Regions from separate parts of the Mus musculus genome. Here regions 1 and 3 are each linked to region 2. Evidence: chromatin loops called from intact Hi-C (ENCODE). Cell type or tissue: heart. All regions are shown on one strand.

Region 1 (8,000 bases), 1.0 Mb after region 2:
TGCATTGTAACCCCAATGATGGGGGAATAAGATTCTAAATTATGGCTTTGATCCCTGTTTTTTCTGATCTTAACAACAGGCTCCCTTTGGGGCTCGGGAGCACTTATCACTCTTGCAGAGGACTCAGGTTTAGTTTCTAGCACAATACAGTGAGTAGTTTTATAACCCTCTGTAACTACAGTTTCAGAGAATCCAATGCCTTCTTTTGACCTCCATGGGCATCAGGCATGCACGTGGTATAAATGCATGTAAGTAAGAAAACTTTAATAAAGCAAAATAAATAATAAATAAATAAATAAATAAATAAGTGAATATTAAAATAAAAATAAAAGCAAGTCATCTATCAGGCATGATGGTTACCTGTAATCATACCAGAGGCAGAGGCAATTGGGTCTCTGTGAGTTCAAGATCAGCCTGGTCTATATAATGTGACCCAGGCCAGCCTAAGGCCCTAACTCAAATGTACTGGTGGCCTGGAATCATCTGAGGCTTATTTGTTTTGTTTTGTTTGTTGACTGATTGGTGTTTTTAAGACAGGTATTACTTTATAATACAGGCTGTCCTTAAACTGGCTATTCTCCTGCCTCAGCCTCCTGGGTGCTGGGATTTTAGACATATTTCATCATAGCCAGCTGGTCCAAGACTTTTACTTTGCCTCAGCTCCCTCATGACTTTGACTTTTTATCCCCTAAATCTGTCACTTCCTCCATTTAGAGAGGTCTAGGTTTGGGAAGCAGAGTACTGTGTGTGTGTGTGTGTGTGTGTGTGTGTGTATACTGGGCACTGCTTACTCCAGAAACAAATTTAAGTACATTATCATAACCTGAACCTGATTATGGAAGTCCATGAGTAATTTTTGTATTATAACAATCACAGGACTAGAAGCCAGAGCTCAATTCTCACGCCAGCTTCAAGGGCTCCCTGGGGAGTCTGGTTCTCAGTGGATGTGTGGGAAAAAACAACTTCCCAGGGTGGCGAATAGTTTCTAGACCCTTGAGGAGAAGAGCTAGAGTCATCACCAGGTGCACACCTAGGCCTACAGCTCACAGCCCAGAGTCCAAGTTTAGCCAAGGCCCTAGAGGAACTATCAATGTAACAGCCCCTACCCCCCACTCCTAACCACCCCCATTAGAGGCCAGTCCACCCAAATCCTCTCATTTCTCCTTGGAGTCCATTCAAATCCCTGGGGAGCTTACAAGGTTTTATTTTTGTGGGGGCTGGAGAGATATCTCAGTAGTTAAGAGCACACTGGCTGTTCTTCCAGAGGACCTGGGTTTGGTTCCCATTGCCTACATGGCAGCTCACGACCATTGGTAGCTCCACTTCTATGGGATCCAACTCCTTCTTCTGGCCTCCATGGATATGTATATGGTACACAGAGACGCATGCAGGCAAAAACTCATACACATAAAACAATAAAATAATAATAATAAATTTAAAAATATATTATTTTCCTAAGAAAGGGTCTAGTGTAGCCCAGCCTGGCTTCCAATTTATTATGTAACCAAAAGTGATCTGGAACCCCTGTTCCTCCTACATCTCCAGTGCTAGGACTATAGGTGTATATCAGCAGGCCAAGCAGGCGCTCAGCCACCTGAAGTACATCTTCAGCCTCCAGAAGGCCTACAAAGCCCCATGCGGGCCACGGCAGCCTTGTCCTGGCACTCACTGATGGTTCTCAGCTTTGGGCCCAGCAAGCAACCTGCACTCTTGTATTTAGAGCAACAGGAGAGAAAATTTTGCAGGGAAGCCAACAAAGCAAGGCACAACAGGGATGGGAGTGACTGTGGAATGCCTTATACCCATGCCACCCATGGGATGCCCATGCCACTAGCACCAGGCCTTGGTCTAGAGAGGAAGAGGAGGCTTCAGCAGCGATAATGGCTTGGCTTTGTTTTCTGTGGGTCCCATTCAGTGTCATGCTGCCAATAATGAATGTAAAATTTTTAACAGATGGAAGTTACTGTGTGGGGTCAAGATTCACGCTACAAGATTTACTCTACACTTATCTGTCGGTCGAGTCAGCTCCATCCCAGGCCCTGGCTATAGAAGATTGGAGACACCGCTCCGGAGGTGGGAAAGCACAGTCTGAGATGTGGGAAAGCCAGGGCTGGTTCGGGGGTCCCCAGGCCTGTGATGAGTTCAGGGCCGTGGGGTTCTCAGACTCTTGGACATCCAGGTGCAGCTGGGAGTCACGGAAGAGCAGGGAATGGAGTGTGTAATAAATCTAGGCCCACAGAAGAGGTTGTTACCAGAGCTGAAGAGTGGGGGAGGAAAGAGAGATGTGGGGTGAATAGTCCAAGGAAAGACAGCTTAGCCTATGCAACAGCTTAGAGACCAAAAGATGGAGCTCAGCATCAGAGATGTAGTTTGCAAGGCAGCTCTGAGACTCAACCTTCTGGGAATGTCTTAACCGGGAGTGTAGCCTTTGCCCTCAAATCAGTGGGAGGATTATGGGAAGAACTTTGGCATGGATGAACAAAGACATTTGCATCCTAGAGACCCAAAGGTTCCTGAAAAAGCCAGAAGCCACTTTTGCTCGGGCATCCTCTAAAACCTACGGGACACTACAACAAGTGTTCCATGTTTCTCTATATCTGTTTTGCCTAGGTCAGTTACCAGAACTCAGTGTTCTGTAGAAGCCTAGGAGGAGCTCAAACCAAATGTGTGAGACTCAGGAAAAAAACTCATAGGAATTACCCTCTGAACGGTGATGAAATAACTAGGTCAAAAGCATATTATCTAAAAGAGCAGCAGGACTCCATGTTAGAAATTCACTCACTCACATAGCCAAGTCCTATAATACTAGGCTCTGTCAGAGACAGCCCGTGGTTCATATCTTTCTGTTCCTATTTAGCAGTTGGTGACCTGGACAAGCAGTTTCAGTAGAACATCCTCACCTGAGAGAGCTCTCTGTCCCTCAAAGTGTCGGTTGAAAGCTGACTGTCATAAAGATGGAACAGTGCCAACTGCTATTCTCCTTTCATTAACCAGCTCACTGGAAATCTAGATGGTACCCAGGGATGACGGGATGAAAGAGACATGCCAATCACCTTAGAAGGCTTCCACTCCACCAGCAAGCCCTCACCCTCCCACCCATATGCTTCTTCTATTGTCCCAACCCAGCTCTTGGTGCTCTACAAAGGCAGACAGGCTTAGGATCTATCTGTAGGTAAACGTGTCCTACCAGCACCACACAAGCTCCTGATCTTAAGACCAAGCTAGCATCAAGTGGAGAGGAAGCTCTTCCACTTTCTGTAGATCAGACTTAGTATATTTGAAGAGCTTCACATCAATACAACGTGGAGATTAAAATAGAAAAGGATACCCGGCCCTTGGAATGAACAAGGTACCTATGGCCTCTCTAGAAAACCACCCTTCAGTTAGACAGAAAACAAATCATGAAATTCCCACTCACATGTGGTCATGGACACAGAGGAGGGCAAATCAGTTTCAGCCAGCACCGTTCCTCTTTGGCGGTTAACATAGCCAATATGACTCCAACTAGGAATTATGAGGATTGGAAATAGGCAAAAGGTTATGTGCTTAAGTTGTTCTCCTGTGATCTGATCGGCCTTGCCTATCAACTATATATTCTACGTGATAATCATCTTTGTGTTCCCAGCACCCACTTTCAGTATCCTCAATGTATAGTCAACATCATGAGTCTCTACTGAGTAGCCCTGAACTCCATTATCAGTATCCTTACAACTGCCAGTAGCTCTAATTAATGTCCTCTGCATGGAGTTTGCCAACATGTGTACACATACACATGTACACACACAAATGTTTTTTAATAGTTAATTAGTAAGGTAGAAATTGCAGTTGTTTCTACAGACCATTTGAACTACACTGGGATTTTTATTGTTTTTATTTTATATATTTATGTCTATGGGTATTTTGCCTGCATATATGTCTGTACACCGTGTGCTTGCCTGATGTCCTTGCAGGCCAGAAGAGGACATCATTTCTTCTGGAACATGAGTCATAAATAGCTGTGAGTTTGTGGCAAGGTGTGTGTGTGGTGTGTGTGTGTGTGTGTGTGTGTGTGTGTGTGTGTGTGTGTGTGTGTATGTGTGTGTGTGTGTTGGGGTGTAGTTTCAGCTAGTCCAGACTATACTGAGACTGGCCTTGAACTTCTGATCGTCCTGTCCCAGCCTCCCAAGTACTAGTTTAAAAGTCATGTACCACTTCATAGCTTTAACTACCTATTTTGAAAATCAGTCCTACTTGTGTTTAACACGGCATGAGAAGAAACTGCCAGGAAGCCGTTTAGGAAAATCTGTTTACCAAAATTCTACCCAAAGGAAGATGCTGGCATACTTGCCAGTCAATCTTAGTTACAAAAGTCTCCTCCCTCGCCCTCTTCTGTGGATTTTATTTGTTTGTTTTTATTTTTTGACATAGGGTCTCATGCAGCGAAAGATAGTAACCTTGAACTCCTGGCCTTCCTGTCTCCATCTCCCAAGTGCTAGGATTACAAGTATTTGCCACATTTGGCTGTTTGCCAGTTGATTTTAAAAGAATCTGATGATCACCCAAAGAGAAAAGGTGAAAGGAAAGGGCATAGGTCACCAAAACTGCTCTGGGTTTCCTCCAGTAGCTCTCCGAGGTTTGTCATAAGTCTAGACCTCCTGAAAGCTGTTTGACAGGAGAGAGCCAAGGTAACTGATGAATGACGATTTTGCTTGCTCAGTATTTGCTTAAGTACGGTTCAAAATTTAGGCAGGCTACAGTTCAGTGATAAAGCCTTTGTTTAGCATGCAAAAGGTAATGGGATCACCTACCCACACACAGACACACGAAATTAACGAATTAACGGTTAATAACCTGGGCTATTTACAACAATTTCTGAAGTGATTTGTGCTTGGATAACAAACACCTCATCTTCAACAGTTTGGGAAGTTGGACGCATCCCAAATATATTTCCCTTCCTCTAAAACAGGATTAACTACGTCTCCTCTGTCCTTTCTTTAGCTGAAACTGGATACATGTGTGCTACACATTTAGAATATTACAATAGGGTCAGTTAGTAGACTCAGCAGACAAAGCTTAGCAAGCCTGAACACCCCAGTTCAATGCCCTGGTCTCATATAAAGGTGGAAGGATTCATCATAGTTGTCTTCTTAGTTTCACATATCCTTTGTGACATGTGTACACACACACACACCAAACACATACATTTGAACACATAAAAAATAAATCTTATAAATCCAACTGTAAGTCATAGTTTAAAACTGTGGGGACTGGGTTTGTTTTTCAATTATGATAAAATTCATATTTAACATCTAAGTCTTCCCTAAAGACCCAAAATGTAGTAATTGCAAGATTTTAAGACATACAAAGTTGCAGAGTCTGGATTGGAGGCCTGAAGCTACACAGAACACTTCTTAGAGGACAGAGCAAAGCATCGAGGCACTTGCTGTGTCAGAGCACTCCACGTTAAGGCAAGAATGTCAAGGAAAACCGACGTGAACCTAACATTCAGGGAGGTAGACGGGGTTACTCTGGTGGAGTCCATCACAAGGTCTTCCGCTTCATGGAGTTCACTGTAAATATTTGCTTTAGTTTTTACAACGGGAAAACAGAGGCACAAATGTTTGGAGGACAGACACAGTGAGTAATACCTACCTCCTCCCAAGAGTGCTCTAAGGACCCAAGGACACATTATGAGTGAAAGTGGTCTGTAAACTAAAGACTGAAATAAGGATAGCAAATGCCTCAGTTACCACAGTTCAGAAAAAAGCCAGGACTCAGTCAATGCTACCTCACGTTACCACAGAAGTGTCCCTGGGTAAACGTGAATAGGGCCTCCTGGATAAGGTGCCAAAGAGCAGTTCTTACAAGGCAGGGGGTAGGGCCAGGGTATGACTGAGATCCTGGGTACCCTCTCAGTAATATGTCATGTGAGTAGCAGCTTCTGGTCCCCACACCCACTCATGCCACCATCCCAAGAAGAGTGAGTCTTTTAAAAGGCAACTCTAGCTCTTAAGGTTGATCACCCTATCTTCTGGGTGTATCACATACTGCAGTACAGATTTCCTGCAGTGCATGTTGGAATCGGTCTGTACATACATTGCTTGTGAGTATGTGTTAGAAGCTCAGTAGCCAGGGCTAGAGGCAAAGCTCAGCAGTTAAGAGCACTTATTGATCTCTCAGGAGACCCAGGTTTGCTTCCCAGAATCCACGTGGTGACTCACAAATATCCATAACTCCAGTTCCAGGGGATCCAACGCCCTCTTCTGACCTTCTGAGGCACTAGGCATGCACATAGTACACAGATATGCAAAACTCATACCCATAAATTAAAAAAAAATTATACAAAATAGTAAATAAACTCAGAAGTGAAGTGTTCTTTCTTGGTTGGTCAAAGAGCTCACAGGTTGACTTTTTCTTTTGAATTCACCTTGCACAAGAGATAATATGTAAGAACATAAAGTCAGTTTGCTGGTTTATGTTGTATTGTTTCAGTTTCTTTCCAAAGCATAAAGGGAAGAGAACTCTGTACTTTAGATAAACATGCACACATGTACACAGAGAGAAAGGGGAGGGAGAGATAGAAAGAAAGAGTGCGTGAGAGAGAGAGCTCAATTCTCAAGTTAAAGAGATGGCTCCCAGAGTACTACTACACAATTTTGATGATGTAATTCTCAAACCTGTCTTCTGATCTCCACATGCAAACTGTGGCATGTGCACGGTTGCATCCACACACACATCAGATACACATGAAGCACAACACACATCAGATACACACACACACACCCTCAAAGATCAATCTAAGAGTTCCTCGGGCCTGAGGACATACCTCAGTGGCAGAGCACTTGCTTGCCACATACAAAGACTTAGGTTTAAGCTCACAATGTCCAAGAGAAAAGGACACCAGAGCAAAGGGGAAGCTCATAGAAATGATATAGCCTCCTGACACACAAGGGGTGTATTCTGGATTTAAAGATAAAAAAGAAACCTGCATACTTTATAGGGCAGGGAGGCTCCAACCTGGGCATGCATCAGTCACCTGGAGAGCCTGATACAACACAGAGCAGCTTCTAGTGAACAAAGCTGAGGTGGCATCCAGAATAGTGCTGGTGCTGAAGGTCCTTGGACCACACAGCAGTACTGAGTCCAGAGCAAGGCATCACTCACAGCTGTCTGTATCCTAGTTGGCTCCCACTGCCTTTTGGCCCAGTAAATGGCCATTATAACTTCCACCTACAGGAACTATTTCACTACTTGCTTATGTAATCTTGTTGCAGGCATTTTATTAGTTTCATTTAAAAACCAAAACCAAAACCAAAATACATATATGCCAGGCATTATAGCCTCTGATCTTAATGGGCTCCCTGCTTTGTTAAATTGACCCCAATTCTGTTAAACTGACCTCAATCACAGAGGCCCCTGCTAAAAGCGGCGTTTCCTTATATCTAGACAACTACAGTTTTTGAGCCTTTATCATTGTAGGGGGAAGCAGATCACTCCCAGAAACTTTGCTTAAGCAAATTGGACCAATTAGTCACAGATACCCAAAGTAAATAATCAAGCAAGCGCTGAGAGGATCTGCCCTTAAAACCCAGGTCTCCTTAAGAACTCATTCAGCTACTAGAGTCAAAGGTCAAGCCAGGCAGCAGCCGCAGGCAGAGGTGCTAAGTCTGTGGATTTCTTCTCCAAGTCCTCTCAGTCTCTGTGCACTGCTCAGTTGCTAACTCTGGAGGTCCTCTGTCCAACCCCCGCCATTCTGCCTGTTCACCAGTCACATTCATTCAGAAAAAAAACAGGTGTTCCTGTTAAAATTAGCTGTCTCAAACTGCAAAATATCTCAGACCCCTATACCAGCTTTAAAAGGAAAGTGAAAAATAACTACCATTCAGCCGTTAACTGATGTTTCCAGAATGACAGTCACACACACACACACACACACACACACACACACACACACAGAGAGAGAGAGAGAGAGAGAGAGAGAGAGATTGATTTGCATTCTTACCAAGAACTCAGGATGAATA
Region 2 (8,000 bases):
AAAGAAAAAGAAAGAAAGAAATAGGGTCTCCTGTGGAACCTGAGCTTGCCACTGATGAGTCTGATGGGCTGGCCCATCTCTGCTCTCCAAGTGCTTTTAGCAATGTGCTACTAAGCCAGGTGTGGGTATTAAGGATCTGAACTCCTTGGTCCTCATAGCTCAACCAACAGCACCTTTTCCACTGAGCCTTCTCTCCAGACCCTAGAAAATTAATTGACTAAAAATGTATATGCAGTTCTTTTTTTTTTAATTAGGTATTTTCCTCGTTTACATTTTCAATGCTATCCCAAAGGTCCCCCATACCCACCCCCCCAATCCCCTACCCACCCACTCCCCCTTTTTGGCCCTGGCGTTCCCCTGTACTGGGGCATATAAAGTTTGCAAGTCCAATGGGCCTCTCTTTGCAGTGATGGCCGACTAGGCCATCTTTTGATACATATGCAGCTAAAGACAAGAGCTCACGGGTACTGGTTAGCTCAGTATATGCAGTTCTTAAGGCATACAGAAAATGAAAGAAAAGTTGCTTTCTTTAAAAAGCAGCCATTCAAATTTTGATGCACTTTTACTATTTTTTCACTGTTTTTAATGCTAAGTGCTCTCAAACACAGTTGAATGCATCAGTTTGCACAACACATGTCTATTATAATAGTTCAGTCAGCATAAGGGGAGGGTTTCCTACATTATTCAAATATTTTACCAAATAGATGCGTGTTGCATGAACCATGTCACTGGCATGTTAAGAATACAGAGACAATGGAAAACTATAAGACTAACTAAGAACTTTCATATCCCTTCCCATGTGGGATCATTATAACCCTGTGTAGGCTATAGCGCTATAAATATTTCCAACTTTCAGCTGAAGACTCATGGCTCAGAGACAGGAAGCAACTTGGGCTTGGTTAAGATCACCGTCTCGGATGCCACCTATAAGCATGGGGACAATAGTTTTTCTAAGATTTGTTGTCCTCAAGTATACTTCATCTTAGGAGTTCTCCTTAAGAAAACGAATAAAAACTCCATTGTTGAAAACATTACTGAATGACCTGATGAGGAAATTGTTAGGACTTTCCCCAGTGTCTTGGGGGTACTGTGTTAGGTAAGAGCCCCTGAATTAAAGCTTCCTAGACTTGGAGGTAAATCTGCCTCGGTTGGGATCAGGGACTTAGCTACTTTTCATCTGTAAAGTGGGTACAAGGACAGTCTTTGACTCAAGGCAATTATGAAAATTAAACCTTACATTATGTTGGAAAGCATTTATAAACTGCCTGGCACATCATACGTGTGTAATAAATATTATCTGTGATTACCAACATCGCTCAAAGTCATGTTGTTGTGGCTGGAGTCATTTGAACTGTTTCCTAGAGACTGAATTATTCATGTGTGTACTTAAGGAAATTATGCCTTCAGGGCTATTCTGCCTGGCTCCCTCATTCATCTAATAAGCAGGTATTGAGTTCCTAAGTAGATGCTACATGCTGTAAAGCTCTGATCTGTATAAATTCTTGCACCTCCTTCACTGAAGCACAGCACACTTACCTCGTCTGCGAGGTCCTGCCAGGACGCTGGGTGGATTACCCTTTGCACATTAGCCCCTCTGTGTAACTGGTTTCCATATGAACAATGGCTCGGGGAAGAGTCCTTTCCCTCACCATCTCAATCATTTTTGTACCAATGCTTTACTCGAGCTCAGGCACACGGATTGAAGTGAGCTAGCTTTCTTTCACGTGGAGATTTGAATTCCTCCTGCCATGTATTCAGTCTGCAAGATGTGTGCAAAACAGCTTTGCAGACCTCTGGAAAGGAAAACAGGCTGTGTTACTGTTTGCTTTCAGGAGATAACTTGAACCTTTCATAATTTATAGCAGCTGAAATGCTCCTTGACGGCCCATTTTCTGCACACTCTTCTCTTATAATAATAAACATAATATGGCTGCATGAAAAAGCCCTTGGGGGTATGGGGTCCTGTATCAGGAAAATAGTTAAGCTCTTGGGTCCAATAGGAGCCTGGAACAATCTAAACAAAACAAAACAAAACAAACAAACAAACAGAAACTATGGGATTAGGGTATGTATTTAAAACCAGAAGCAGGCCTTGCAAGTTGTATGGTGTCTTATAAGACATTAATTGAAAATGAAATTATTTCATTTTTTTATTATTAAATTATTTCTAGAAATTATTATTTCTAGAATTATTTCTAGAAATATATTCAAGGGTCTGAAAGCATTCCAGATGCTCCATTGCATGCAAGCAGAGAAGGGTGGTGGCTGGTAGGAAGGCACCAGCCAGCAGCTTGTCATCCACACATACATGAGTTCCCTTTGTCCTGGTCTCCGGTTAAGACAGCCCACCGGAAGATGGGTACTGGCCTTTTCATAGTCGGCACAGACACAAAAAGTCCAGCTGGAAATGGAGTCTGGCGTTGTCAGACATAATTTCTAGCACATCAATCATCGTGCAACGCTCTCAGGGATGTATTCAATACAGTGTCTTCAGAACACTGATTTTCACAGCTTTCACCAAACAGGCTCTTTGTCTGGACCTACCTGGACCTGTCTAGATGGTCATGAATTGCTAAGGTCAGAGTTTCCACCTTTCTTTCATGTGGGGCAAAATGTGTGATTTCATCCACCTTTCATAGTTATAAGCAGGTGCCGTTCCTGCTTTCATCCAGCAGGGAAGAGTGACATTAAACATGTCACCTTGGTGAAGCATTGCATTCACCTTCCTGCTAATGAGACAGGGTCCCCAGGGACTTCCTGAAGAGCCAAATCCTCCAAATTTTCAGGAGCAACTCATCTGAAATCTTATTACAAGCAGGTTCCAGGGGGAATAGAGTTATGGCAGGCTTGCAAAAAATCTATGGGCAAGCTCCCTGCAGCAAGTTTCCTGAGGGACCCTCCATCCCAGTTACACGTACACAATCAGTTTCGTGTTCGTTTTAAAGGAACAGCAGTGGACCCCAAAAGGAAGCTAACATGTTGTGCTTGCAAGGTGAAAACGGGCTTTTCAGAACTGCCTCTTTTGTTAACGTTTAAAAATCAGGATATCACGTTGTAACCCAGACTGGTCCAAAACTCACTATATAGCCCAGGCTGTCCTGGAATTGGTTGAAATCCCTGCCCTCCCTCACCCTCTCAGATGACAGGCAGGGGCCTCGCGGCCAGGCTCTCTTTTGCTTCTTGCCGTCATGAATGCTCTTTCATTACTCTTTCTAGGCAGGGCGCTTTTGCTCCAGTACCTAGTTTAGGGTCCTCAAGTGCACTCCTTCCTCATTCACAAACCAATTTGACTCCGAGTTCATAAGCAGGAATTCTCTACTGGTCAGCGAACTCTCTCTGCACCACCATTTTCTTACCCCCACCCCCACCCCGTCCACTCCCGCCCCTTATAGAACTGATTCTTTGAAGAAAAACACAGCCAGCTTGGGGAAGCTGACGTAAACATCCTGAGGAAATAGCCACAGTAAAGCCGCACCTCAGCCTCATTTCCCTAGGGAAATAATCAGCACCTCTGCCCCGAGACAGCTCCAGGTGAGTTTGGAGCTTGGGATCACCTTCGCACGCTTGGAAGTGCAGGCGCTGGCAGAACAGTCCGCTCCCAAGTGCACTGCCAACCATTGTCACTTTTAACCACCCAGGCATTGGGCAGGGGAGGTATTGTGGATAAAAGCCGAGGTGCGGGGTGATCCCTTTTTTCTGGGTCCCTCAGATCTGCCCCAGGTCCCCAGGGTCGCCCCCAGCGGGGAAGGGGTTCTCCAGTAAACCAGTCTGCGGTGTACACAAGTCGCCTCGGAATCACCAGGAGGCGTCTCTCCCGGCAGACCTTAACAGGATTAGGGAAAGCCTGGACTACTAGCCTGCAGGGCGCAGGGGCGCGGATAAACAGGCGGGCTCCGGGAACAAAGGACGGAGAAGCGGATGCGCTTTGAGCAGGGAAGGGGCGTCCTCCTCTCGCAGGAGGGAGATGCGCCGAGGCCCGAACCCCGCCCCGGCCCGCCCCTCAAAACCTCCTTTCTTTTCGCTTGCGCTCGGAGGCTATCGGTGGAGAAGCCAGGAGGGGGCGCAGTTCGCCTTGGCCGCCCGCTAGTCCTGTCGCACCCTTCCTCCGCCGCCTCCCCCAACCCGAGAAGCGCACAAAGAGCGCCAGGCCCGACCACACACCTCCCGGCGGGGCCGGGCTGGGCGGAGGGCGGGGCCGGCGCGCTCTGGGCTCCTCTCAGGCACTGCGCATGCCTGACCGCAGGGAGGGGCGGGCCTGGGAGCGGCGGGCGCGCACGCCCTCACTGTTCCCGGGCAGTGTAGGGCTGGCGTCCCGGCAGTGGGCGCGCGGCGCTCGTGCGCGTGTGGGAGCCCGCGGGGTCTCAGTCCGCGCGCCAGGCATGTGCGGGACCCTAGAGGTCACCTGCAGCGGTGCGGGTCGGGCCCTTTCTGCAACCGGTTTCTGGTTTTGGCATTCGTTCTTTCAGGGCCACTTGGGCAAAGTGCTACCCAAGGGGACGGAAATGTGAGCGCGCGCGCGAGTGGCAGTGTGGGCGGGCGTGTCTTTTGTGTGGCGTGCGCTCCCGCGCAGGTGGGCAGCTCGCGCCCAGCAGTCACAATACCAATGGGGCCCAGGATCTCGAGCCTTTGGTTCCGCGTCCCAGGGTTGGGCCGCCCTGTGGTACAGATACCTTGTACAGTATACCGTCCACCTAGTGGTCGCGTCGGCTCCAGGGATGCTTTATTTGGGGGCAGTAACGGGACTTTAGAAGGACCGCTCTTTGGAGCTTGGCGGCTGGCATCACAGTTGGGCGCCTTTTCTTCTCAACCTGGAGAGGAAAGAGACTTGAGGACAGTGGTTGTCCTCGGCTGATAGGTACATATAAATGTCCCGAGCCAGCCGGTCCCGCATTAGACAACAAAGAGAGGCGTTCGCGGCGGCGGCGGGGGAGGGGCGCGGCCGGGAGGAGGCCGGGGCGGGCTGCGGCGAGCTCGATGGGGGTGGCGCTGGCTCCGCTCTCTCAGCCCCGGCCTCCGCCCGCCCCCGGCCTGGCGCGCGCCAATCGCCTCCCCCAGCGATAGTGTCAGTAGCATTGTAGTGTCAGCTCCCGCCGGTGACGTTGCGCCTCCCTCGTCCCCCTCCGGAGCCGTCTGGCTGCAGAGGCTCAGTCAAGAGGCGGGTAGGAGAGGAGGAAAAAGCGCTGAGTGAGGGCGGGCGGGAGGGAGGGAGGGAGGGAGTGGAGGAGCCGGGGAGGGGCTCCTTAAAGAAACGCTGCTGTCGCTCGCCTGTTCGCTTTGCGCTCGGCATTGTGGCCAGCCAGCCGGGCACTCGGGGGGCACGCGCGGCCGCCGCTCGAGCTCTGCCCCCACCCCAACCGCCAGCAGATCTGGGGTGGGGACCCAGGCGGGGGCTCTTGCAGCCACTGCCCGGTGCGGATTGCACGCAGAGACCCACTCCTCCGAGCGCCGAAAAACGAGCCACGGAGCCCTCCGCAGCCGACCGGCCTCCCCGCCCCTGACTGCCGGCTTCCCGGCTGCCTTTGTGGCTGCACCTTCTAGCTGCCGAGCAGAGAGCCGGCTGGGGCGCGGCGCGCACGGCGGAGCGATGCCCAGCTCGCTGTTTGCAGACCTGGAGCGCAACGGCAGCGGCGGCGGCGGGGGAGGCGGCGGCGGGGGAGGCGGCGGTGGCAGCGGCGGGGGAGAGACTCTGGATGACCAAAGAGCCCTGCAGCTTGCGCTCGATCAGCTCTCCCTGTTGGGACTGGACAGTGATGAGGGCGCCTCTTTGTACGACAGCGAACCGCGCAAGAAGAGCGTGAACATGACCGAGTGCGTGCCGGTACCCAGTTCCGAACACGTCGCGGAGATCGTAGGGAGGCAAGGTGGGTCCGGCAGGGATGGGGACCGGAGGGGTGTGTAGGATCTCCGCCACCGCCTCACTGTGAGGGCGGGTGCAGGAACGGGAGCTGTGGCGCGGGGGAGCCTTGGGGAGGGAGGAAGAGCCGCGCGATGGGCCGGCGCACTAGACAAAGAAAGTGCAGGCAGGCTGTCTTCCACAGCGGCGCCAGTGCCGCGGCGGGATGCACTTTCTCCTGCTAAAATCACTGCCTTTTCCTCTAGTGCTCCAGACTTAGTCCACTCTAGGAAAGATGTTTAAAATATAATATACTGGGGGAGGGGACCTCTGGTGGTCCTTTGGGAGGGGGCAGTATGGGGGGGGGTCGTCCGAAGGGATGAGGATTCGGGATTTCTGCAAAGCGGAATGGAATAGAGTCCAGGGAAGGAACAATGGGTCCCAGGACTGCCATTCTCTTAACCCCACCCCTAGTCCTCCAGAGTCTAGGGATCGCGGCTTCCCGGGAGCCCCTGGTCTTCAAGGCAATCAGTGTGCTCAGTTGGATACCAGCAGCATCCCCCTAGATGACTTTTCTGGGGTTCTGCGCTTTGCTTGGGACGACTGCAGTTACCGGGGGAGGGCCAGGCAGCCAATGGGCTATTTATTCCTCGAGCGTTTCGAGGACAGAACCGGCGGTCCAGCTCCTAGCGCGGTTCGGGGTCAGCGAGGGAGACGCCCCCTTTCTCTGGTCGCGTGTTCTGCTGCCCAGCTGCCTTGGGCGCGGGCTGTCCCGGGTCTCCGCGGTTATCCTGGGATAATGGGCGTGTCTCTTTCTCTATTTCTCCTACTCCCTCCCTTGAACCCTGGCTTCCAGGTTGTAAAATCAAAGCTTTGAGGGCGAAGACCAACACTTACATCAAGACCCCAGTTCGCGGGGAGGAGCCTGTCTTTGTTGTGACGGGCAGGAAGGAGGATGTGGCTATGGCTCGGAGGGAGATCATCTCTGCCGCAGAGCACTTCTCCATGATCCGAGCCTCTCGTAACAAGAACACGGCTCTCAACGGAGCTGTGCCCGGACCGCCCAACCTGCCGGGACAGACCACTATCCAAGTGAGGGTGCCATACCGCGTGGTAGGGCTCGTGGTGGGTCCAAAGGGCGCCACGATCAAGCGCATTCAACAGCAGACACATACATATATTGTGACACCCAGCCGAGACAAGGAGCCAGTTTTCGAGGTGACTGGCATGCCAGAGAACGTGGATCGCGCTAGAGAGGAGATCGAAGCTCACATCGCGCTGCGCACCGGTGGCATCATCGAGCTGACAGACGAGAACGACTTCCATGCCAATGGCACAGACGTGGGCTTTGATCTGCATCACGGGTCCGGCGGGTCCGGGCCGGGCAGCCTCTGGAGCAAGCCCACCCCAAGCATCACTCCTACACCTGGCCGCAAGCCCTTCTCCAGCTATCGCAACGACAGCTCCAGCTCGCTTGGCAGCGCATCCACAGACTCTTACTTCGGTGGTGGGACCAGCGGCAGCGCAGCTGCTACTTCACGCCTGGCGGACTATAGCCCTCCCAGCCCTGCACTCAGCTTTGCTCACAATGGGAACAACAACAATAACGGCAATGGTTACACCTACACAGCGGGGGAAGCCTCAGTACCTTCCCCAGATGGGGGTCCTGAGCTGCAGCCTACTTTCGACCCAGCTCCCGCCCCACCACCTGGGACACCCCTTCTCTGGGCCCAGTTCGAGCGCTCTCCAGGAGGTGGATCTGCAGCACCAGTATCCTCTTCCTGCTCTTCTTCGGCATCCTCATCTGCCTCGTCGTCCTCTGTGGTCTTTCCCGGGGGTGGCGCCAGCAGCACACCCTCCAATGCCAATCTGGGGCTGCTGGTGCACCGTCGACTGCACCCGGGCACCAGCTGCCCGCGCCTGTCTCCGCCCTTGCACATGGCCACGGGGGCGGGAGAGCACCACCTTGCTCGCCGCGTGCGCAGCGACCCGGGCGGTGGAGGCCTGGCCTACGCTGCCTATGCTAATGGGCTAGGGACGCAGCTCCCTGGCCTGCCCTCGTCGGACACTTCGGGCTCCTCCTCGTCCTCTAGCTCCTCCTCCAGCTCTTCCTCCTCTTCCTCTGGGCTGAGGCGCAAAGGCAGCCGCGACTGCTCTGTGTGCTTCG
Region 3 (8,000 bases), 1.0 Mb after region 2:
GATTTGAACTCAGGACCTTCAAAAGAGCAGTCAGTGCTCTTAACCATTAAGCTATCTCTTCAGCCCCCTATAATTCGATTCTTAAAGGGTTAATGTTTGGCTCCTACCAGGTCCTAGGGCTCATTGATGACAGTGTCATTCAGGTTTTGGATATTGCTCATGCAAGGTTTCAGGTAGTGTTAGAAGGTGTTGTTCTCACTCCTTAGCTGTGGAGAATGTAGGCCAGCATGAACCCAGGCTCATGTTCTCATTAAACTTAGGATGCACTTTGGCCTGAGTATTTAACTCAGAGCCTGGCCCCTCGTTTAGGCACTGAACACAGTTTTATGTCCAGCCCCTCTTCAACAGCTCTATACTGCACTGCCTCAGACCTGGTTCAAATTCCAGGGCCATCTGAGTTCTCCTGGCTCTAGCTAGACCTTGAAACTATTTTCTATATGGCTACTAGTGTTGTTATGCTGTAAGCCTCGCTGGTGGTGCCATGGTAGACATCAGGGAAGAAAGTGTCCTGGATTCCTGGGTCCATATTTTCATTCCATGGCTATACCATATATCTGACCACATTTGAATAATTCCAACACTTAAAACAAACATAGGGGCAAGATCTGGGGAGATGGCTCAGTGGGTAAAGCCCTTGCTGAGCAAGTATGGGGATCAAAGTTTGGGTTCCTAGGATCTACATAAAGCTGGGTGGACCAGCCCTCAAGGAGACAGGAAAGGAAATCTCTGTAGTAAGCTATCTAGCCAGATGAGTAGAAATGGTAAACTCCCGGTTCAAAGAAAATAACCTGCTTTATTATATTACTAAGTGGAAAACAGTGAAGGGAGACACTAGATATTAATCTCTGGCCTTCACATGAATATCACAGAAAGAGAGAGAGAGAGAGAGAGAGAGAGAGAGAGAGAGAGAGAGAGAGAGAAGAAATAAGTACAGACTAAGTACAGACATTTACTACCATGGCCCCTTTAGCTCCTAACCTGGAATCTGTAGCGTGTACTGTAGATGGCTTAGCCCGTCTGCTATTGCAAACCCTCCTGTATGATACCAAGGACTTCAAGTTCACCTTCCTGTCAATGTCTCACCTGCCTAACAGTAAGTCATTAGACAAAGAAGGTTCTTCAGTGTTCCAAAACACCAAAATATACTTAGTCTGTCAAATGTTGAAAATGTAGTTGCTCCAAATGTTTTCAGATCAATGGAGTGGGAGCCAGATGTGTTTCCTCCTCAGATGACAGTCAGTAGCCCTGGAACTTCTGACTTGTTTTAACAATTGTGGTACAATACTTAAAAAAGAAAAGAAAAGAAAAACCTTTTTATTTTTCTGTAACTAGATATTTCAGGCCAAGAAAACCAGCATTTTTTTTTTTTCTAAACCTTACCTTGGCAGTTGGCAGAATGAATGACCAGGGTGACCCCGCCCTGCAGAGCACATGATCTGCCACAGCTGTGCATGTTTTTTAGCATGACTGTGCCAGGACAGAGCTCCAAGCCACGGGGTGGAGCAATGTGCCCCTGGGAGAAGGCTCATGACATTTCCCTTATGATTTCAAAAAAGAAGAGAAAAAAGTTCTTTTTCTTTTCTTATGAGTTGTTTCTGTATAACGTCAACAGAAAATGTCCTTGTGTTTATTCATATCCATGTATGAATATGGAAAAAATCAGCTACGTTACTACAGTGGGAATAAATGCACACCACATTTGACCTTAGAGTGAAGGTCAATAAGGCTCACGTTGCTAGTTAGCTCTTTTCTTAACCTCCACTTTATGCTTTTCCTAACAAGCCTAAATTTATTTGAGATGGTAGCAAAGACAGCTAAATAATTACTCCCAGTCCCTCTCAGAGAGGTAGCTCAATGAGACCAGAAAGGCTGTGCACAATTCCCTAATAGGATGCTCGTCCCTCAGCTTGACTTATTTCCCATTTCCTTTGATTGGAATGCCATCTGATGGTTGGAGTACCAATAGCCATCCTGGAACTTTTGATGACCTTGAGGATAGAAACTCCAGACCTTTGTGATGGGGCCATATGACAAAGAAGGCTGGATAAGGTAGGACACTCCTTTTTTTTTTTTTTTTTTTTTTTTTTTTTTTGAGACAGGGTTTCTCTGTGTAGCCCTGGCTGTCCTGGAACTTACTTTGTAGACCAGGCTGGCCTCGAACTCAGAAATCCGCCTGCCTCGGCCTCCTCCCAAGTGCTGGGACTAAAGGCGTGTGCCACCATGCCCAGCTGAACCCAGGACATTCTTAACACTCAATTTCCACCCACTTCTGAGAAAGAAGTATCAGTCATAAGAAAGACTTTTACTTAAACATTTTGTAAAGGATTTGCACTATATGAAACCTATTAACGATATCCATCCAAAGTATAGAGAAAAAGACAGGGAAAATAGTAATATAATAATGACCATGAGAGAAAAAACAAAAACACTGGTGTACTAGTGAAGAATGGTTGTGGTGGCACATGCCTCCAATCCAACACTTGGGAGGCAGAGTCAGGCAGACCTCTGAATTCTAGGTCAGCTTGGTTTACAGAGTGAGTTCCAGGTTAGCCAGGGAAACCCAGTCTTGAGAAAACAAACAAGACAAAAAACACCCACAAAGCAAAAAACCAAAAACTAAAAAACAGTAAAGGAATGAAACACTCAAGAACCCAAGGCCAGGCGTGGTGGCGCACGCCTTTAATCACAGCACTCAGGAGGCAGAGGCAGGCAGATTTCTGAGTTTGAGGCCAGCCTGGTCTACAAAGTGAGTTCCAGGACAGCCAGGGCTATAAAGAGAAACCCTGTCTCGCAAAAACCAAAAAAAAAAAAAAAAAAAAAAAAAAAAGAACCCAAGTATGCTTAGTAATTAACACAGTATGCTGATATAAACATTGAAAACCCATTCTTGAGATACATTTGTAAATATAGAAATAAATTGTATGCATTATGTGGCACTTTGGGGTCAGTACTTAAGGTATAGTTTTTGAATATTTTCCAACTACACCAAGGTTTCATGTCTTATGATATAATTTGAAATTTTAAAGAAATCAGATCTGCCACTTAAAGCTTAGGAAACTTTAAAGTATCTCTGACCCCAAGTATTTTAATTTTGAAGATCTTAGTGGTCAAAATCTTGTAAAATAGAAAATAAAATTAGGGTGGTTTTGTCCTATAGGTTAAAGCCACAGTGGTAGATGAAAATCAGAAGAGACAGGAACTATTTTAAACAATAAAAATGGTTATCAATTAAATGGGTTTTTTTTTCCAGTTTAATTGACAGTGATATTGAAAGAATGGTGGGTCGAAAATCATCCGTGGAGCAGAATAACAATAGACCCTATAATTACAGTCTTCGAGAAAAGTTGCCCTAGCTGTCCTTAGCTTTTCAGCAGGCGGTTTGTTCTTGCTAGAAATTACTAGGGAGCGTAGTTGAATGTCAACACCCTGAAAAGGGCCTCAGGGTCAAGGTAGTTTGCATATCTTCCAACTCATTCATTTCATAGGCTTCGAGGACTCTGTCACTGAAACCCTGAGGGAACTTTCAGACCCTGGCTAGAGAATGAGAGACAAAAGGGCTGACTTCTAACAAAACCCCCAAATAGTGGAGAAAGCACAGTTGGGCAGGACCCAGCTAGAGTAGATTGTTTGGCCAGGCCAAGGGGCGGAGCTCGCGGGGCGGAGCCTGGCAAGGGGAGGAACCAGGAGGAAGAACCCTTGGTCCCCAGCCAGGTGAGCTCCCAGAGCTATGGGGCGGAGTCTGGTGAGGAGGCGGTACCCTAGGGGCGGAGTCAGGAGACCGTGGCTGAGGGGTGGAGTCAAGTGGTGAAAGGCTCGATGACGGGGAGGAGCCTGAGGTTGGGAGCCCCAAGGGAATGCAGTTGTGGGCGGAGCCAAGGGGGTCGGAGCTACCGGATGAGGTCCGGACAGGAGGAACCAGAACGAGGCGGGGTGCGGTAGGCTACGGACTCCTCGGAGGCGGAGCCATTGGGACTTGAGTCCGCGAGGGTGGGACGGGGTCAAGTACTGGGTTTAGTTCTGCGCAGAACACGCTTAGGGACTGGATTGGAAGGCCGGGGGCGGGGTGGGGGCGAGGCCCCGGCGTCCGGACTCCGCACGCTGTCTGCGCAGGCTCATTGTGCCTTACGCTGGGCAGTCCGTTACGCTAGGCTGCTAACATGGCTGCCTCCAGGTGGCTGCGCGCGGTTCTACTGTTTCTGTGTGCCTCGGACCTTCTGTTGCTCCCTCCTCCTAATGCCTACGCGGCGGACACTCCGGGCGAGGCCACCCCACCTCCACGGAAAAAGAAGGACATCCGCGATTACAACGATGCCGACATGGCGCGACTTCTGGAGCAGTGGGAGGTCTGTGTCGCCTGCACACTTCTGAGCATCTCCCATACAGATCCCTTTTCTCCTAACCCTTACCCTCTCGGACATTTGACCTTCTGACTTTTGTCCCCTGATCCCGCTCGCTGCCCTCTGAGGGTCTTTCTTGAAATGTCTCCCAGTACCCGTTGACTCCCGCGTCTCTCTTCATTCCACCACGGCTCAGGCCTCTCGCCCAGTGTCTTTCGCTATCATGGCTCCTCAGCCACTCCAGTCAGCACTTGGACTCTCACCAGTCAAGCCCTACTTTCCTTGCTATGTCGCAGGGGTCTCTACATTGATCTTGGTGGTTTGTGAGCCGCGAACAGGGAGCGAGCGCTCCTGAAGAGCATTCCCTCCTTCCTCCTCCTGTTCTGGAGTGAATGGGTTCTAAAGGTGGTCTCTCAACTTTTTTTTAGCTTTGATAGAGATCTTTCCAAATATAGAGGGTTTCCGACTTCTTTTGGTGTATATTCCTGCTGGGGCTTTTGTAATTTCTTGGGTGGGTTTATTTTACTGGTAAAGGGAACTAAGGCATATCTCATATGCAACTCAGGTTTTTCATTGATGGGAGTAGTGGACTTGTTTTGTGAGAGGCCGAATTCTGGTCTGTTACTTGATTGCATTTGGGGTATGCAAAAGGTTCTAAGGAGGGATTCCTGATCAAAAGTACACTGCAGCCCTTGATTGTACTGTCGTATTTGATTGGCACAGCTGATGGAAAGGAATCACACACATAGCTATATTCACTGTGTAAGGTTCTCTGCCAGAGAACTTTTCAGAGTTTGTTTCCAATGCTGATTTTTTTTTTAACTTGTGGCTAACTATATTGTTGGAAGGAGGTAAGACTTTTGGGCATACATTTAAAATATCCACCTGTTGGATTTGACTTAAAAAGGGGGGACTCCTGTTGTTGTTCTCTGTACCCAACAGAAGAATTGGAGTAGTGGGGCCATGGTAGTGCAAGGTTGTAATTCCAGCACTTAAGAGACTAGTGGAGGAGGCTAGCCTTAGTTAAACCTGGGCTACATAGTAAATTTCAAACTGGTTTGGGCTCCACTGTGAGATTCTGGAAAGAAAATTTGGAGTAGATTTGAGTGGGTATGACTCCTTTCAATTTCCAACTGTCCTTTTTGGACTCTAGTAAATAATGCCTTTTAACCTGCTAAAGTGAACCTTGCCTTGTGAGAGGCCTAGCCATGGACAGTGCTCAGACCCCGAGGAAGAGGAGGTCACAGAGATGAGCAAGACATCTGTCAGAACAAGGGGGTAGGAAATAACCCTCGTAAACAGAAACAGAAATGGTTGGATCTTATAAAGAGGAAGTGTTGTGTGGGAATGTCAGAGGGCAACAGGGAGCAGGTTTGATTTTAGACAGGACAGGAGAGTATTCTAGTCTATTAGAGAGATGTGTACTGAGCTGAACAGCAGAGACCAACAGAATAACATTCCCTGCATTTAATACAAACACACTTGTGAATGTGGTCTAGTAGAGATCTCTGTGCCTATATATGTACCTCAGCATGCATATGAAGGTCCAAGAACAAGTTGGATGTAGTTGGTCATTTCTTTCCTTCTACCATGTGGGCCCTGGGGATTAAACTCAGGTCATCATATCTGCCAAGGCAAGCGCCTTGCCCACCAAGCCAACTTACCATCCCCTTTGGGGATTATTTATTTCTGTCTGTTGTGTACGTTCTTCCATTTATTAGTTATTCCATTTATTAACTATTTATTGATATTCTACTGATATTCTTTTTCTTTCTTTATGTTAATATGGACTTAGAGAATTATAAATCCTCACTACTATTTTGATGTTCATATTATTCCAGATTTGGCCCTAGAACTGCTTCAGGTTGTTGTCCATGGCATTCTGACTTGTTATATGAGTGATTCTTGCTGAGGCAAAAAAGATATTTAAGGCTTCACTTTTTGTTTTCCATAGGGTGACTAGTCTTTTCTTCAAGAAACCTCTGTCTTAATATTTTTATCTACCCACTCATCCAGGTACCTCTCAAATCAATGTGCCTGCATTTCCAGCCTGTACCCACAGGGTGCTCTCTTCCTGCTTCCATGTGGCATTTTTCCCCAAGTGAGGAATCTGCTATAGTCATCCTTCGCATGTGTACACTTTTGCTCCTTCCTAAAATTCACAGGTGTTTTCAGGATTGCTAGGACACACCACTACATAGAAGAAGTATGGGGGTTGAACATTTGCATGCAGTGAATTGTGGGTTTTAAGGATGCAACATGAGGAGTTTGTTTGTTTTGCTCTGCTGGAAGCAAGGACTCAGGACCCTGGGGTTGCTAGACATGACCTCTGTCTCTGATAACCTACACTTTATTGAAATACAGAACGGAGTGAGTCCTGGGATCACAGACCATCACACCGAAAGGTTCCTTTGTGTTCTTTCTCAGTCAGACCCATCTCATATCCTCCCAGAAGCAATCAGTGTTCTAATTCCTGTCCCCCCACATTATTTTTACTTGTTCTTGATACCTTAAATAAATGGGATTGTATAATATGTCTTTCTTTTATGCCTGGCACCTGTTATTTTAACAAAAGAAAATTGCCTTAGTGGTGTTGGCAATTTACCTCAAGGCCTCATCCTGAATGACATGTACTCTACCACTAAGCCATATCTCCAGGCGTGTTTGTAGGTAAGGTCTTGCTAAATTGCTTAAGTTGGCCTTGAATTCTCACTTTCTCCTTGAGATCACTGGGAGTCACTGAGAGTACAACCCTCAGCCGTTATACTTGTATTTGAGATCTGTTGTATGTGTATTTGATTTTCATTGCTAGGTAGCATCTATAACCACACCAGAATGTGGCTGTTTTTATAATCTAAATTGAGATTAAATTGGGAATAGGAACATTATGGAAACCTATGTGATGCAGGACCCCTAAGTATTGTCAAGGGGGATATCCTTGGACATTTTGTTTGTGTAGTAGTTTGGTGGTGTGCCCCTGCGTCTGACATCCTGGGCAGAACCTGTGCAAGTGCAGAGAGCGTCTCTGATGACAGGTTAATGCTCCCTCTCTCCTGACAGAAAGATGATGACATAGAAGAAGGAGACCTTCCAGAACACAAGAGACCCTCAGCACCTATCGACTTCTCAAAGCTAGACCCAGGCAAACCTGAGAGCATCTTGAAAATGACAAAGAAAGGGAAGACTCTGATGATGTTTGTCACCGTGTCTGGGAACCCCACCGAGAAGGAGACAGAGGAGATCACCAGCCTGTGGCAGGGTAGCCTGTTCAACGCCAACTATGACGTTCAGAGGTAAAGACCCCAAGCTATAGTAGGTCATTTTTGTGGGCATTTGGGGTTTATATTTGATTTTTCACTATAGCTCTGGCCATTTAGTCCAGATGGCCTCACTCCTCACACTTAAAAAGATCCTCTCACCTCTGCCTCTAGCACTGGGATTGCAGCTTTGGCCACATCACCTGGATGTGTGCTGGGGCTGAAGCAGGGTGTCTGTTTTGGCAGTCTTTCCAAGGACCTTGGGCCTTTCCTGTCTATGAATCCTTTTATTTAATTTTTTTTTCTTGAAACATTGGTTTACTTGTTTGTTTATTGGCCAAAATTAGTATGTTTGTTTTAATATCTTGTCTTGGAAATTTGGCTTGTCTTTTATCTCTTTAACCTT

The links. Hi-C counts contacts between places; a loop is a spot of excess contacts. Peaks named below come from ENCODE experiments on the same cell type or tissue, not always from the same donor. Only the 100,000 strongest peaks of a DNase experiment are listed, where the experiment ranks them.
Region 1: it touches region 2 in a loop (3-fold over the local background); 6 of 42 quality-filtered maps call a loop at or near these places.
Region 3: a loop joins it to region 2, with 7 times the contacts of the local background. A loop is called at or near these places in 6 of 42 quality-filtered maps.

Annotation. Positions count from the first base shown.
Region 1 is chr7:83,871,114-83,879,113 of GRCm38, forward strand. No RefSeq gene overlaps it. Among named protein-coding and RNA genes, the nearest start is that of Tlnrd1, 9.2 kb to the right of the region's middle. In heart, no CTCF peak of the experiment used is centred here; no DNase peak of the experiment used is centred here; H3K4me3 peaks cover 52 bases.
Region 2 is chr7:82,862,067-82,870,066 of GRCm38, forward strand. It overlaps Mex3b (mex3 RNA binding family member B), which reads left to right and starts at 5,267. Exons shown (of 2, transcript NM_175366.3): 1 at 5,267-5,861; 2 at 6,690-8,000. The coding sequence starts at 5,585. Gm36584 (a long non-coding RNA gene) reads right to left here and starts at 5,230. Exons shown (of 5, transcript XR_003946820.1): 1 at 3,476-5,230; 2 at 1,537-1,793. In heart, CTCF peaks have their summits at 4,050 (motif pointing right) and 4,713; DNase peaks (open chromatin) are centred at 4,265, 5,065, 5,835, 7,775 and 2 weaker places; H3K4me3 peaks cover 5,305 bases; H3K27ac peaks cover 5,367 bases.
Region 3 is chr7:83,888,133-83,896,132 of GRCm38, forward strand. It overlaps Mesd (mesoderm development LRP chaperone), which reads left to right and starts at 4,134. Exons shown (of 3, transcript NM_023403.4): 1 at 4,134-4,343; 2 at 7,398-7,630. The coding sequence starts at 4,158. In heart, CTCF peaks have their summits at 4,174 and 6,391; DNase peaks (open chromatin) are centred at 1,459 and 3,949; H3K4me3 peaks cover 2,475 bases; H3K27ac peaks cover 2,027 bases.